Regions from separate parts of the Mus musculus genome. Here region 2 is linked to region 1. Evidence: chromatin loops called from intact Hi-C (ENCODE). Cell type or tissue: left cerebral cortex. All regions are shown on one strand. Each heading gives the region's core, and the rest is flanking DNA. Links, peaks and the distances in the headings are about the cores only. Region 1 overlaps Syn3 (synapsin III). Region 2 overlaps Syn3 (synapsin III).

Evidence for each region. Hi-C counts contacts between places; a loop is a spot of excess contacts. Peaks named below come from ENCODE experiments on the same cell type or tissue, not always from the same donor. Only the 100,000 strongest peaks of a DNase experiment are listed, where the experiment ranks them.
Region 2: it touches region 1 in a loop (2.7-fold over the local background); 1 of 42 quality-filtered maps calls a loop at or near these places.

The regions. Positions count from the first base shown.
Region 1 is chr10:86,171,383-86,176,766 of GRCm38, reverse strand. The region is part of intron 6 of Syn3 (synapsin III); the gene reads left to right. Gm35636 (a long non-coding RNA gene) reads right to left here. Exons shown (of 8, transcript XR_003949028.1): 3 at 1,074-1,190. Among named protein-coding and RNA genes, the nearest start is that of Gm35636, 12 kb to the right of the region's middle. In left cerebral cortex, for the core only: no CTCF peak of the experiment used is centred there; a DNase peak (open chromatin) is centred at 2,733.
Region 2 is chr10:86,089,834-86,095,217 of GRCm38, reverse strand. The region is part of intron 7 of Syn3 (synapsin III); the gene reads left to right. Among named protein-coding and RNA genes, the nearest start is that of 4930486F22Rik, 3.3 kb to the left of the region's middle. In left cerebral cortex, for the core only: a CTCF peak has its summit at 3,134 (motif pointing left); DNase peaks (open chromatin) are centred at 267, 3,090 and 4,273.

The DNA.
Region 1 (5,384 bases), core at 187-5,186:
CACAAGACAAGGACATGAGTGTCTAGCTTCTGGTCTCCTCCCTCTTCTTAGAAATCAGTGGTAAACCCCACTCTGAAGATCTTGTCAAAGCCAATTATGTCTCAGAACTCCCACCTCCAAACACCTTCAGTGAATTAAACTTGCATCATCTTCATACCACACTGGAATGAAGCATGAACACGCCAGTCCCCAAGGGACACTCAAGCCACATACAAACCACAGCACTTGTGAGATCATACAAAATCCTCTTACCCAGAGGGAAGAAATCCTGGTGCTTGTACATCATCCATAGAACAACTACTTCCAAATAGCATATACTCGCCTCCTCTCAACAACCCCTGTACCCATTATATGGGTGGAATATACAGTTGGGTGTAAAGATGTTAGTTATTACCAGATAGCCACAAAGCAGCAGCGCTGGGCTGTCATTACAATGTACTTCTGCTGATGTAACACAATACTCGAGACTGGAATAGTTATCATTAAAGGCCAGGAGGTACCAATGGCACGATGTGGTTGTTATGGTTTGAATATGCGATGGCCCTCATAGCACAAGTCAGGACAGGACAGTGAGGGACAGGTGCTCACGACTTCAACTGTTCTGAAGGTTTCAGAGTCTTTACACGGTGGAAAGCTGTTTTCTGATTGCTTGCCATTCAAATGTCCCCACCATTGCTTGCAAAGCTGCTTACAATGACACTGTCAACTGTGGTGCTGCGTATGAGTAGTTCTCACTATTATGCAGAAGACTGAGACACGATGATCTCTTGAGTCCAAAAGTTCTTAGCTGTGGTGTGCTATATCAATAATATGTCCCTTACGTTCAGTATCAATATAGCAACCTCCCAGGTGCAAGGGGACTACCAGGTTGCCTGTAGAGGGATAAGCTGACCCACGTTGGAAATGGAGCAGGTCCAAGTTGTATATTTCCCCTACCATGGTGAACTAAAGCCTTATGAATTTGGAAGCAAATTAAACCTTTTCTCCTTTGTGTCTGTCAGGTAATTTTTTTTCTACAGCAGCATAGAAATAACTAATACAGTAATACAGTCAGTATTCAAAAAAATGCTTACCTCTTGCATTCCATGGGCCAAAACAGAAGGGATTGGGAGGGAATCGAGGAGAGAGCAAAGACATGCCTCTAATGAGCACCGATTCCAATCCTCAGTCGCACAAAGAGGAAAGTTACTCTGCAGATATTAAAGCTGTACTTCAGAGAGAGTCACCAGTTTTCTGAAGGTCACAAAACAAGCAAATATCAGCTAACATTTGACCTGGGCTAGTGAACATTGAACACATCTGTAAACCCACTTCCCACCTCTGACTATGCTCCACCACACACACACACACACACACACACACACACACACACACACACACACACACACACACATTTACTTCCTTCATCTCCCAACTATCCACCATGCTGTCCACCATGCATGAGCAACCTAAAATCCTCAGCCAGCACCTGACGACTCCTTCAGATACATGATCCTTCCATATCTTCCCCTGTTACTACCTGTGTCTTTGGTTGGAAAGAGAAATCTAGAGTTTTCTTATTAGGATTTTTTAAAATGACTTGCCCCCATGCTTTCTTTTTATCTTATATGTGTGCTTTTGATACTCAGTTCTGATGTTTGCTTTTTAATTGTAAATCATGATGAAACGTCATCAGATAACATGGCATGGACTCTTTGTCTGACATTTGCCATTGCTATAAAATTCTAGAGCCTAAGGGAATCCTCTTAACCTCCTTTCATTTTCTTGTTTCCAAAAGAAAGGGAATAAAATGTGTCTGGATTGCAGGGGTGGTGGGGAAATGGATGGAAAGGCAATATGATAACAGATGATTTCTAAGGGCCTGGCTAAAGGAAATCAGAAACTGTTTTGTACTGGTTGCACGGAAAACTCTTATGTCATTCTGAGAAAGGATAACATGTGTGTGTGTGTGTCTGTGTGTGTGTGTGTGTGTCTGTGTTTGTGTGTGTGTGTCTGTGTGCATGTCTGTACATATTTGTCTGTGTGTCTGTGTGTCTCTGTGTGTGGTGTGTATGTGTGTGTGTGTGTGTGTGTGCACATGACTTTGAGTGTGTGTGTCTGTCTTCTGTCTCTCTGGGTCTGTGTGTGTCTGTGTGTGTTTGTCTCTGTGTGTGTCTGTGTGTCTCTGTGTGTATGTGGTGTGTGTGTGTGCACATGTCTGTGAGTGTGTGTGTGTGTGTGTGTGTGTGTGTGTGTGTGTGGTAAGTTCAGAGAGCAAGGCACCCACAGAGGGAATTGCTTCAATATTGCCTCAGGAGCCTGGAGAAAAGACAAGCAAACCCTACTATAGGGTTGGCTTCTGAGAATCAAGCTCTTGTCCAGCATGGGCATTTTTAAACTGAAAATTTAGGAAATCGTATTTCTATGCCATCTAACCTGGGCAGAATCCCACCTTAGTGGAGACAACAGGGTGCCATGTTACAACAGACAGGGTTCTGGGGTGCTCTGGTCTGACTTCCTCCCTGCTAATAAGTAGGGTATGCCTCTAACTAAGTGTCTCCTCCCTCGTGGACTTATTTCTCAAATGTAAAATGAAGAGTTCTTGACGAGAAAGTCTCTGATGTAACTTCCTGCTCTGAGGTTCTGTCCATGTGCAAGAGATTTTTATGGTACGAATTCCGTCAGCCAGAGACTCTGCTTCTCAGACGTGAGTGGTTTTTCCCTCCACCCACTCAACAAGCACAACCTTTAGTCAAACCAGATTTGGGTATAAATTTCATTTACTTCTTGTTTGCATTGACAATTACATAATGCCTCAAAACTAAGCTCCCATGTTGTGGGATAATTAAAGCATAACAATTAGTCACTTGCTGGGAAGGTGTTCACATTCTGGACTCAGGCCCCTGGAAGGGCTGAAGCATGTATGGATCATGGGACAAAGACTGGGCATCTCTGTGCTTGACTTCGTAACTTCGAGGGATCTTTAAGTACCTGAGCTCTGACAAAGTCTATCCCCAAGCTGTGTGGCAATCCGATGATTATCTCTTTTGCATTGAGTTTGTGTAGGAGGAGGAGGTAGATACCAGAGGCCAGTTACCAAACAGACCCAACTGAATCTTCTTGATGACTACATGTATAGTAGATCAATTCCCCCTGTCATTATACAGCAGAGTCAAGATTCCAACCAGTTGTCTGGAATCTCAGTGTGCGTGCATTAATCCTTGACAATGTCTATGACTAATGCAGTAACCATGCAGTCTGATGAGCTGTACCCCCACTTCAGCACTATGAACACTTAGGGTAATTCTTTGGTGTTTCAGTGGTCATATCATTGGGTGTTTAGAAACATCCCTGGCCTCGTTCCATGATACGTCATTAGCCATTTCTTAAGACATTTCTCAAGGCATTGACAAATGTCATAGGTGAGTGGCATGGACGGAATCCAGCCAGAAGAGGCTGTTGTGTCTATAGTACCTTCCAAGGAGGCATTTTGAAGAGTAGAAGTGGTATCATTTAGGCAGTGACCATCCTCACTCAAAGTGTTTTCCTCCAGCCACCCAAGAAGCTCCCATAATGCTGGAGGGGCTGAGCTGAAGAAGCCAGCTCCACCCGGTCTTTCAGTCATCACTACTGGACCGAAGCTGAAATGAGGATGGTGACAAGGACAATAGGATGGTGATCTGGTGTCACTTGGGGGACTTACAGACCTCTTAGGACACAAAGAAAAACTTTTGGCCCTTCTCAGGTTTTTGGTAATTATCAGTTGGCTCCTCTTCTCTTGAATATTCTGCCATTAGGTCCCTTGTTCGGATGGTTACTCACCCTGCACATCACTGATGGCAGGTGCATCTGCTTCTTATACCCCCAACACAGAGGCTCTTCTACCAAAGGTGATGTGTTTTACCCACTCAGTGCCTCTAGGGAGATGCTGGGAAGGGAATCTCACTTTAGAATGCAGTCATCTTGTTGGCTTTTCCTGTTTTCCCATTTCTTGTCCTTATCCCTCTTGATATTGGCCATGACCCTGGCTTCTTTTCCATGGACACCCATGAAGGCTTGGATCCAGATGACGCTAAGTCTTCAGGAACTCACCTTTATTTCCATCATGAGCCAAAGCATTTTCCCCACTAAGGCTTCCCTCTCTAAGCAAGGCCACTAAAGGAGCTCCCTTAAGGTAGTAATGTGAGATGTGTACCAGAAAACAGTATGAGTGCTCTGGTTTAGATATAGATGGAGTGCCCTCCAGGATTGCAGTGTTAAAATTTCATCCCCACTGCCAATTGTTTTGAGAACAGAAACTTAATCAATTTTGGTAAGAGATGAGGCCTTTGGGAAGAGATTGGACTTTGGCAAAGTTATCATAATGGAGTTCTGGTGATTTTGAAAGAACAGAGCAAGATAGAGAAATATACATGCCTCTGTCTCTTGGCATAGTGTCCTGTGGCACAGCAGGATACATCTAGCAAGAAGACTATCACCACATGCAGCACCTCACTCTTGGACCAGAATTATGAAGCAAGATGAACCTGTTTTCTTTAAAAGGGTTTCATTGTAGCAGTGCAAATCAAACTAGAATGCTAATACTTGTGGTGGTAGTTTAGCCTCTCTCTTAAATGTTTGGCAGTGGCCTCTGTGCTTGATATAGATCATCTCATGTAATAATAAATCCCAGTCAGTCCAATGATACTTAGTAAAACATATAGCACAGTAATCCGGAATATTCTGAGTCAAAGGCACAGCTTACATCTTTCTATATACCTCTGTTTTCTCCTTCATTGGCATAATAGAGATCACAAGAATGGCTACCCTTAAAGTCATGGTGAGAACTGAGTCAATAAAGATGGATGGTGTTTGAAAGAGTGTCTGGCCCCTTAGCATATGTTCAATAAGTGATGGACTGTTGTCACAACCATTGAGGATAAATAGAGGGGTTTTAGACTGAGGCAGCCTTAGACAGGGACAACTCACACAGAGAATAGGGTGGGCGAGTAAGGCCTTGTACTCAAGAATATCTGATGCTTTAAGTTTCATGAAATCAAAGCCCACTGGTCAGGAGCCCCTTTCTCAACCTTCCCTCATGACTTCAGCTATGAATTCCTCATTCCCACAGAGTTTAGTGAGACACTTGGGAAAATATTTTTCCAAAATAAATGTCAAGTTATTATTTGTCTCAAACCACCCAATTCTATGGCCCATCCCTGTCTACTAATGTTACCGCCCCATCCTTATTTAGACTGAGGTTTTATAGCTGACCAGGGCTCCCACCAGGGCTTCCCTGTCCTACCATCTCCAGCCTGAGTCACCCTGTGATGTCACTGTCCTGCATTTGTCATGGTGGCTGCTGTGGTCTCAGAGATGACTATGGATGAGGCTGGCCCTGAGCCCAGATGTGACTTATTCTCATT
Region 2 (5,384 bases), core at 141-5,140, 82 kb after region 1:
GTGGGTGGGTATGGGGGACTTTTGGTATAGCATTGGAAATGTAAATGAGCTAAATACCTAATAAAAAATGGAAAAAAAAAAACCTTCCTAGGAGGTAAGCAGGAAGCCTGACCCCCCATGTAGCTAGTTTCTTAGCATGCTGCTGTGGCTTTGAAATGAGCTGGATGCCTGCCTCTCTGGTACAGAAACAGGAAAACAAGTCTCCATTTGTAGGCCATGATTATGCTTCTGTTATCTCAAACAAGGAGTAGCCTGTTTGCCAATGGCCTGCCAGCTCCCCTTGCCAAAAAGTTAAGACCATAGAATGACTGCCCAGAACTGGGCATCATTATTGGTCAATGTCCTTCAGCTTTTAGCTGGTTGGCCAATAACCCTGGTCAGTAAACTACCTTATGGGTTTATCTTTATTTTAAAAAAAAAAAGTGTGTGCTTTGGCCATAGCAGGAAGAAACATTCCCTAAGCCTGGTCTTCCAGGGAGACATGATGGGAATTTACTGGACTAAAGTGAGCAGCTGGCCAACACTTGCTATAAAGTTTTTGAATGGTCTGAAACAATGCGGTGAGCTTCAAGTGTGCTCAAGCACCATGCTTCTGGGGAAGGTCTGAACCCCATTTCTGCATTCATCTCAAAGGGAAGATGGATTAGATGTGGAGGTATGCAGGTCTCAGTACCTGCACACCCCTGTACCCCGCAGTCTCCACTAATAGCCCCTTCACTGGCTCTTCAGCAAATGTTTCTTGTGCTAGGCCCTATGCTGGGTGGTATGTTATAGGGATGAGATAAGAAGAATGATGTCATCTGTTGAGTGCTTGTGATGAGCTAAGCGGTCTTCTGGTTTGTTGACATGTAGGGTCTTGAATCATGTTCAACTGCAGTGCTCAGTAACAGCCCAGCAACAAGCTACCTATATTCTGCCACGTGAGGGAAGTGAGGCATTGATTAATTTTCCAAAGGTCATTCAAGAAAGCGATGAGACTGAGATTGCAGCCTGAATTTTCAAACTTTCTATTGTATTGCCTCCCTAGTGAGACCATGGAGAAAAAAGGCAGTGAGTGAATTCATTTTCAACTGCAGCACAAGATACAACTGCTGCTAGGTCATTTGATTAAAAAAAAAAAAAAAAAGTCACCAAAGGTCTAAGGTTTCAAAACCATACATTGGCTCTGGTGGAACTGAATGATGCCCGGTGGCAAAGACCCATGGCTTGAAAGCAGGGAGAGCCCTTCCCCCTCTTTATAGTCACCTTTCCAGGACTAACCAGATTCACAAAAGAATTGCATGAATTCCTGCCTATAGAACTAGAAGGAACACCAAGGCAGTGGCCCATCTCCAGATTCTGACCTTTGTTCCACAAGTCATATGAGAACTGGTCACATGAGAGAGGGCATCTCCCCCACCTCCGCTGCAATTCAGTCGCTCCCTCCTAGACTCCACCTCTTTAAGCTTCCTTACCACATCCTAATAGAATATTCGGGGGGCCAAGCTACCTACCCATGAGCTTTTGGAAGACACAATCAAACTATATGAGCTCTGCATTTTTACCCTAGATAAATGGTGGGCACGGGCCACTTCTAGTGGCTCCGATGCTGTCCTGAAAGTGACCTGGGGAGGATCCACCCCAGTCTGGCAAGGCTCCATCCCACAGCACAGGGCACACTCATTCTGCTGAAGCTGTCAACAGTTGTGAGGTGGGAGCAAAGTACGCCTTGTTTTCTGCACCCTCTCTACTCTCCAGCTTCCAGAGCAATGGTGTCCACATACCTGCCTGCTACACACCCTCTGTCCCAGCACACACTGGGAGATGGCACCTTTGTCTCCTTTCCTCAGCTCCAGCTGAGACAGGAGGGGCCCACTTTAGATGTCCCGGAGTCAGCATATTCAAAGGAGATTTCCAGCGAAGTACAGAGAAGTCTTATCAGCAGGTGACAGCTTCGGGTTGAGAGGAGGACGGAGACTTTTATCTTTTTCCAGATTTCCTTTTATATTGCAGCCCTTGTTAGACCATACGTGTGTGATTTTTTTTTTCAACTACAAAAGTGTACTTTACGAAAGACAGATCAAAGTGGTTACAAAATTGCATTCCCTTGATCGCTTGAAAGCTGCTTTCCTGAAATGATGTTTTAAGGAAAAGACATAAGGATATGAGATTCTTTGCAATGAATTGTGTAACAGGAAAGCTCATGTTGAGCTGCGAAATAGCTCAGGCAGTAAAGGGCTTGCTTTGCAAGCGTGAGGAGCTGAGTTCAACCCCCAGGAGGCACTTTGAGGAAGAAGGAGGAGGAGGAGGGGGAAGAGAGAAGGGGAGGGGGAGGAAGAGGAGGAGGAGGAGGAGGAGGAGGAGGAGGAGGAGGAGGAGGAGGAGGAGGAGGAGGAGGAGAAGAAGAAGAAGAAGAAGAAGAAGAAGAAGAAGAAGAAGAAGAAGAAGAAGAAGAAGAAGAAGAAGAAGAAGAAGAAGAAGAAGAAGAAGAAGAAGAAGTCGCCAAGTATGGTAGTGTCTGTGTGTGATCTCAGTGCTAGCATGATCTGGAGACAGGCAAATCCCTGGACCTCTGGCCAGCTCAGCCTACTTGGTGAACTCCAGGCCACTGAGAGACTCTGCCTCAAAATAACAAGGTTGATGGCTTTTGAGAAAGGAAAACTGAAGCTGTCTACTGGCTTCCAAATGCAGAGAGAGAGAGAGAGAGAGAGAGAGAGAGAGAGAGAGAGAGAGAGAGAGAGAGAGAGAGAGAGAGAGAGAGAGAGAGAGCTCTAACCCCAATGTGATGATATTTACAAATGGGGCCTTTGAGAGGTTTAATTGATGTGCCATGGGTAGGACTCTTCTGCTGAGTCTAGCATTCATCTAAGAAGAGACACCAGTGAGCCTATTCCTACTCTCTTCATGTGAGGACCCGGCAAGACGGCAAGCCATCTATGCAAGCCAAGAAATGTGGTCACCTCCAGACATGACATCCTTGGTGTCAGACCTCCCAGCCCCTGGAGCCGTGAGAACAATCCTCTGCTGTTTTTGAATCTCAACATGCAAGGTCTGTTATGGCATGGCGACTGGAACGGACGAGAGAGCCTACAGTGAATGACAGCTGTCACTGGAGATCACGGCTGGGTTGACCCCACAGCGCCCCCTGGAGGAAGGATGGGCAAATACCACGTTGCTTGTACTGCAGGAATGGCTGGGATTCCTTTCCCGGTAGAGAAAGAAACTGGATGATGTCTGACCCAAATTGCTGTTTTTGTTGCTTAACAACACACACTGCCAGACATTGTCGTTTGCACTTTTAACCTCCTTCTGACTATAATTTTATTTCCTTGTCCATTTTGTCTTTTTCTCTCAGTCCTACCCGGCTTTAAATTTTATCATGGAAATTTTCAAGTATACACAAAAGAGGAGAAAATTGTCAGTCTTCAGCTTCCACCAGTGTTTATTCATGGTCAGTTTTGCTACACACACACACACACACACACACACACACACACACTTCCTCCCAAACACTAGATACTTTGTTTTTATTTTTTAAATCTGAGCTCTGAGAATCAGACAATTTCTCCTTCTAAAGTATGTGATTCCGTGTTGTTTTCCCCCCTTGGTGTATGCCCAGATAGCAGGCATGAGCACCCTGGAATCCACCCTCATGCTCCATCCCCATTAGAAGTCCCTGAAACCTCCCCCACCCCACCCCCACCACCCCTTCGCCTCGGGTCCTGGCAGCCACCCCTCCTCTTTCTGTCTCTATGGCTCGCTGGATGGTTTCAAAGCAAATCCCAGATAGCATGCCATTTTATCCAGAAATAGCCCCAAATGTATTTTTAACACATAAAGGCTTCTTTTTTGCTGTAACATAGCCGAATGCCATTATTACACCTAAAACTTAATAATCCTCAAACTAGCGTGCAATCAGTGTTCAATAGCTACCCTTTTTACTTGGATCTTTTGTTTTGTTGGTTTGTTGTTGCTGTTGTTGTTGTTGTTGATGATGATGATGATGTTTCAGTAAGAGTCCTGGTATGTAACCCTAACTGACCTGGTACTCACTGTGTAGCCCAGTTTGACCTCTAATTCTGCCTCAGCTTTGCAAGTGCTGCTCCACCATGTGAGTAGTGCCTTATCCTGGCTGAAGTCACACGAAGCCTGACTTTGCACAGCTAGTGTGACTATGGCAGCCCTTCTGACTCTGTTGTTACTGGGGCTTTCCCCTATGATATGTATTTATTGAGGGGGGGGAACAAGTACTTTTCCTATAGGATTTCCTCCATTCTGACTCCATCTGGTAGCAACCCACGGTGCTGTCACTATCTTCCCTGAGAGCTGGGAGGATAGATTCCAAGATGCCATGCAAGCCAGGTCCTAAGATGAAGAGAGAACGAACACTCCTTGAATGGGCAAGGACATTATCCTACATCACGCCTGGGGCAAAGCTGTGTCTGGGAGTTCTTTCTTCATGTGAAGCTGATGCATGAGTTCAGGTATTGTCTTCATGACCACTACCTTGGGAACTTCCTAGCGATTCTTCCCCAACAATCTGGGCATCTAGCACTGTTGCCTGGATACACTGTTGCTATGGGGTTTGCCCTCAACCCTCCATGTTATCAGAAAAGAACATTTCTTCATCCTTTTCAGAAAAATGATGTGTCTTAATTTCCTCCAAAAGTGGCAGCCACTTAATTTTACGTTGTGGATTGTTAATAATTCGATGTACTTAAATCTGTTGAATTCATTGTTCTTTCTGACACTCAAATGATCTGTCTTTGGTTCTAGGAGTCCTTTGTCCGGTAGATTCATGGTCTTGATGTGTGCTTCTTCTCTCTTCTCACTATGATGAGGTGTTCCTAGCTCAACACACATTTTCTACCTAAATCCTGGAATCAGCCATCCCTCAAGAAGCCTGGCTCTCCTTGGGATAAAAGCATTTTTGAGGACCATAATCAAAGTGCTAAGCATGTTCTTTGCTATTTTGATGGCCACTTCTTCTAGGTCTTTGGGGGGGGGGGGCATAGGAAAAAAACATCATAAATCTACACTGACATTTTGAATTCAAATTTTAGATAAGAGAGATTTAACTTACTTTGATTTTTTTCAAATTGTATTTATTTTGCATTTAGGGCTAGGATATGACTGGGTGGTGTAACACTTGGCAAACATGGGAGCAGGAATTGACAGAGGAAGGATGGGGAGAGGAAAGGAGGGAGGGATAGTAAGAGGGAGGGGAAGGGAGGATCTTGGCTCCGTATAATGCTGACATTACTGCTATCGTGGGCCTTTTCAAACAGCCTTTCCATTATTCCCATGATGTAGTCACTGAATATCAACCTATATACATTTCTTTGTCATTTTAAAGAATTCATTACATACTTTCCACCAAGGATATACAGTTACTTGTTGTATAA